2 separate regions of the Homo sapiens genome follow, and region 2 is linked to region 1. A link is an interaction called in ENCODE POLR2A ChIA-PET data of the cell type or tissue named here. Cell type or tissue: GM12878. All regions are shown on one strand. Links, peaks and the distances in the headings refer to the core of each region. The heading gives the core; the rest is flanking DNA.

Evidence for each region. ChIA-PET counts read pairs that join two places held together with the same protein. Peaks named below come from ENCODE experiments on the same cell type or tissue, not always from the same donor. Only the 100,000 strongest peaks of a DNase experiment are listed, where the experiment ranks them.
Region 2: POLR2A ChIA-PET joins it to region 1 with 6 read pairs; 2 of 35 experiments call an interaction of 5 or more read pairs at or near these places.

What each region holds. Positions count from the first base shown.
Region 1 is chr14:71,961,369-71,964,294 of GRCh38, forward strand. All of the region lies in intron 1 of RGS6 (regulator of G protein signaling 6), which reads left to right. Among named protein-coding and RNA genes, the nearest start is that of RGS6, 30 kb to the left of the region's middle. In GM12878, for the core only: no CTCF peak of the experiment used is centred there; no DNase peak of the experiment used is centred there; H3K27ac peaks cover 627 bases.
Region 2 is chr14:72,475,097-72,478,022 of GRCh38, forward strand. It overlaps RGS6 (regulator of G protein signaling 6), which reads left to right. Exons shown (of 18, transcript NM_001204424.2): 11 at 1,646-1,744. Among named protein-coding and RNA genes, the nearest start is that of MIR7843, 40 kb to the right of the region's middle. RefSeq lists an enhancer at 1,702-1,911. In GM12878, for the core only: no CTCF peak of the experiment used is centred there; DNase peaks (open chromatin) are centred at 1,845 and 2,498; H3K4me3 peaks cover 779 bases; H3K27ac peaks cover 2,415 bases.

The DNA.
Region 1 (2,926 bases), core at 179-2,678:
GGAAGCTGTGTGTCCTGGTTCTGATAGTTGGTTAGTTGCAAAGGAGCTAGGGGTGGGGTGATACCAGGACTCCTAGTTCAGAGGGCTTTCCACTATGCTGGGGCTATGGTGTGTGACAGATAACAGATTAAAGGCACAGAGAGGAGAAGGAACTTGCCTAAGATCACACAGCTAGGAAGTGGTGGAGCCTGGATTTGGACATGGATCTGTCTAATGAGAGGCATCTTGTAACCATCAAGCTGTATTGTCTCTTCTTGAAGACTGTGAAATGCAAGGTCCTAGCCCATTTTCAGTTTTCCTCTTGGGTTAGCTGTGAGTCCATATAGGAAAATAATATTAACATGCTTTCTTTCTTTTGGTATGCAGTTACATGTTTTCAGAAAAATGTTCACATTCTTCAAATGTTAATATTGAAGCCCCTGGGTTGTTTACTGTGTGTATATATATGTATATATAAGTACAATGAAGAACATTCTGTTTTTCTCTACCACTAAATTTAAACCCATTTCTATTGTACTCCATTTAAAAGAAGTATTTTACATCATACTATAATGAATGAAAACCTAGTCCTTTAATTTCACAAGCCCCAGCTTTAATAGTCAATGAATTTAATTAGAAAATCTTTACCTATGTAGGTTTCACATCCAGTTCTCTATAACATCTGTTGACCTATGGACTAGAAAGTATATTATTATTTTAGAAATGATTCTTTCTAGACACAGGAAAGCTAAATAGCTTGTCTGAGTTTCAAAACGAGTTAATAGAGGAACCAAAAATAGAAACATTTCTACTGAATACGAGGCTTACTAAAATTCTTCACACAGAGACTATCTGCATTCACTTAGTAGTTTCCAGTCTAGACTCTGGAACATCAGCCTGTTTTAACACACACAAATGCTTCTGTTGGTGGGAGGGGGTGGCTGGGCAGAGGGAGGCCGGGCAGAGGGAGGCCTGACACGTTTGTTTCTAGGTCATTTCTAACCTTGCTATTATAATACAGTTTTCTAGATAGAAGAGAATGTGCTCATTAAAGTGTTCATTTTAAAATAAAGCGACAGAAACTTAAAACGTCTCTATTACATGGATACATGAGTATATATAAATGAACTCAATTTTTGTTTTCATGCTCTGTTGTATTCTGTATTAAGGCAAAGGAGTAGGCAACTAAGTAGTTGTTTAAAAATAAAACTGTGTGTTGTTCATTTAATTTTAAAAGCCATTGGTTAGAATGGTAATCAGTGTTTCCATGTAGTACTATATTCATAGAAATCCTGATATTACAGTGTATAGAGATAATATTATAGAATGATGCTCTTTACCTCTTTATGTAATCTAATTTTAAAAAACATTGTAATTTATAAATAGTGAAGAAAGCAGGTAGTGTTATTCGAATGGGATATTTTCGGCAATTAAATTCTTAGCATAAATTACAAATTCCTCTCTCTCCCATTTTCCACCCAAATTTGTTTTTATGGAATGACCTTTGGTAGCAACTTGTTTTATAATAAAATGTTTCCTGAATTTGTATTTTGAATTGAAATGGCCTTTTCTGTCACGTATGGTATTTATAAGAGTTTCTTTGATGAAAAGCCTCTGAATTTTGTGCAAATAACCCAGGCAGCCTCTTAGATGAGGGATAACATTTGTATAGGACTTTTATGGCTTTATACTCTGCTCTCATACTCAGCTTATTTGACCCTTACCTGCGGGGAACTTGGTGGAATTCACATTTTACTGCTGAGGACAATGTAGAGGAAGGTGCCTTGGCATGACTCAGAGCATATAGCAGGTGTTTGGTATGTTTGTTTTAAAGGGAAATTAACAAAAGAAACCCAAAAGATTCTTGTACTTGCTCAAGGTCACACAATAAATATAGTGTCATACCAAGGATTGAACTTCCTTCTTCACTCAAAACTTCCATATACTTGTTCTTATCTCACTGTTATCTTTTCAGGCTTTTCAAAAAGGCCACATTAAATATATTTATTTTTCTTAATTGAGGTGAAATTCACATAACACAAAATTAGCCATCTTAAAGTGTATAATTCAGTGGCATTTCATGCTTTCACAGTGTTCTACAGCCATCACCTCTATCAAGGCCCCTGAAGGAGACCCTGTATCCATTAAGCAGTCACCCATTCCATCCTCCCTGCAGCTACTGGCAGCTACCAATCTGTTTCTTGTCTCTGTGGACTTACCTATTCTGGATATTTCATAAAAATAGACTCCAGCAATATGTGACGTTTTGTGTCTGGCTTTTTACACTTAGCGTGTTTTCACTTAGCATGTTTTCAAGGTTCATCCACGTTGTAGTGTGTGTCAGTACTTTATTTCTTTTTATTGCTCAATGATATCCCATTGTATGGATATACACGTTTTATTTATCCATTCATGCACTGATAGACATTTGGGTTGTTTCCCCCTTTTAACTATTGTGAATAGTGCTGCTATGAACATTTGTGTACAAGTATTTGATATTTGTTTTCAGTTAGTTTGTGTATGTACTTAGAAGTGGAATTGCTAGATCATATGGTAATTCTGTGTTCAACTTTTTTGAGGAAACACTAAGCTGTTTTCAGCAGTGACTGTGTCATTTTACATTCCTACCAGCAATGTTTGAGGATTTTGATTTCCCTGTATCCTTGCCAAGACTTACTTGAGGTTTTTTTTTTTTAAATTATAATAATCTTAATGGGTATGAAGTGGTATCTCCTTGTGGTCTGGATTTTGATTTCCCTAATAAAATATTCATATTTTAATGCATAGAATTAATCAGAAAATGAGCTTTGGCAAGGTGAACTCAACAGCAAAATGATTGGCTTCAACTGTCTTCAGGAGATTATTTAAGACTGCCGTGGCTGGGTGCGGTGGCGCACGCCTGTAATGCCAGCAGTTTGGGAGGCTGAGGCTGGTGCATCACCTAACG
Region 2 (2,926 bases), core at 335-2,834, 510 kb after region 1:
GGAGGTGGCAGGGAGGGGAGGAAACAAAAGGAGCAAGAAGTGGCAAAGCTCACAGGTGAAAGCAAGCTTTATACTTAGAAGCAAATAAAAGTCTTTTTTATGGTTTTTTTTTTTTTTTTTTTTTTTGGATAGAGCTGGATCACCCAAACTCAAACCACCATCTTGTCCAACTGTGAATGACCCAGTGGTCACTTGTGTTTCACTTTACTCAAAGGAGTAGTGGTCACAGCATACCCGAGGGTGCCATGCTCAGACTCCCCCACGATTCATATGTCCCACCCTCTCCACAGCACCAGGGACAATATTGCAGGACAGCATGACCAGACTCCGTAATATTAATTTCCAAAGAGTGGGCCAGGTACGGTGGCTCACACTTGTAATCCCAACACTTGGGAGGCCGAGGTGGGCGGATCACCTGAGGTCGGGAGTTCAAGACCAGCTTGACCAACATGGAGAAACCCCGTCTCTACTAAAAATACACAATTAGCTGGGCACAGTGGTGCATACCTGTAATCCCAGCTTCTTGGGAGGCTGAGGCAGGAGAATCGCTTGAACCCAGGAGGCAGAGGTTGCAGTGAGCAGAGATCGCGCCATTGTACTCCAGCCTGGGCAACAAGAGCGAGACTCCATCTCAAAAAAAAATTCCAAAGAGTGGAGATGTGTCCCCAAACATTCCTATTTCTTGTGATGACCAATTAGCTCTCTCTCATGTATGCATTAAAAAAAAATACACGCACACACACACACACACACACACTAGACATGGCGTATGTATATAAACTTCTTTAATCTACTTACATATTTTGTTCGTCACTGACTTAACAATATCCACTGTATTATATTTTAAAATGTTAGTCCTAAAATGTCCTCATTTCATCTTCAAGAGCCCCATAATTCTAACATTACAGAATTTCATGGAGTCACATCCACCTTATCTGAGCCCTTCTGCATTTTGATGATTTTGACTACACATTGCATGCCCTTCAGTGTTTCATTTCTTTCCCATTGCAAAGATTGTGTTTAGTCTTTCCGTAATACGAGGAACAGCTTTAAATGTAGCTATAGCTACGGACATGTGGAAAAACTTAGGCCAGAAAACTGTTTAACTTGAAAGGGAAACCCTGAAATGCTGCCATCCCAGTTTTGTACCAGATGGGAATCTGCTGACCAACGGAAATGTAGAGGGGATCTTTTGTGCATACTCTTTGGCAGTGGCTCTTGAACTTTCTTTATTCAGAATCATTTGGGGCATTTGATAAAAGTGCAGATTTCCAAACCCACCCACAAAGATTCTGATGCAGTAAGTCCAGGGGGCGAGGGGATACTCAGCAACGTGTCTTTTCCAAGCACACCCAGGTGATTCTTTGCAGGTGGTCTATGGACCATATTTGGAGAAACACTGAGATACAAGGAGGCTATTTTCAGCCCAATAAAAGATAGGATTTGGGTTATAGTGGTACCCCAAAGATGAGATGACATGCCTTAAGAGGCAGCATTCTCATCATTGAAGAAATAAAAGCAGAGACCAATCTCTTATTGTCATGAGGGGATTCACGAAATTGGATGAGTCATTGGACTAGCTGACCCCTAAGCCACCCTCCAATTCTGTGGGTGGATGATCCTCTGTGCTTGCTTCTTCTCCTAGTCCGTGTATGGCGTGACTGAAGAGTCCCAGGCACAGAGCCCGGTGCATGTACTCAGCCAACCAATCAGGAAAACAACAAAAGAGGACATCCGGAAACAGGTGAATGAATTGACAGCTTGCACTCTCAGGAGGAGACGTGGCCAGTTTAAAAACCCTTTCAAATGTTCAACTCTGAAGATTGAGCAAGCTTTGAGTTCCTGGAAACCACAGTGGAACCCAGCTGTGGGTGATTGAACCTTTTAAGTGCTGTGTGTGAACAAGCCACGGAAGCTTGAGAGAAAGAATTCTCTACCCAGTTCCTCCAGCAGTTACTAGAAAAGGGCGTAAATGAGTCATCCCATGCCTTGGGGTAACTGCTGTAATGGGGTTTCCCACAGTCCGCTGTGGGAGCTGGAGGAAGGAGGGGGCTCATGTCACACAGTCCTTATAATTGGAATGCACCAGCTCAGGATGGTCTACTTTATTGCTGTGATTTGAAAGGAAAGTTTAAGAATAAATAAAGCTCTACTCCCAATGCCATTTCAGCATTACTTGGTTGAATGTTATTTTCTTTCATGATGAGCAGCCCAGGTCAACAGACAATGGCTAATTATATTACTTCCTTCTGATATTTACTGGTAACAAAGCAACCTACTGTTTATATTATGCCTTGCTGGTTCCTAGAGGGCAAAACCCAAAGGAGTAAACTTTGAGGTGCTTGCCCTTGACAAGTTTATTATCTGATGGGTAAGAGGTAATGGATATATGAAAAAAAAAAGCTATTTGGCGGGGCTCGGGGCTCGGTGGCCCACACCTGTAATCCCAGCACTTTGTGAGGCTGAGGCAGGTGGATCATCTGAGGTAAGGAGTTTGAGACCAGGCTGACCAATATGATGAAACCCCATCTCTACTAAAAATAGAAAAAAGTTAGCCGGGCTTGGTGGCGTGTGACTATAATCCCAGCTACTCGGGAGGCTGAGACAGCAGAATCACTTGAATCTGAGAGGTGGAGGTTGCAGTGAGCTGAGATCATGCCGCTGCACTCCAGCCTAGGCAACAGAATGAGACTCTGTCTCAAAAAAAAAAAAGAAAAAAAGAAAAAAAAACCACACAGAAAAAAAGCTATTTGATGATTCCAGTCAAGCATGCCAAGGACATGGGTGTGACGTGCCTGTGAAAGGTGGGCAGAGGAGGGGTCACTGGGGATTGTTCAAAACAGGTATTTATGGGGCACATTTCACCTGTCCATGCTGTTGCTAAGCTACGTAGAAAATACATTGCCTTTAAATTTTGGAAAGCAAG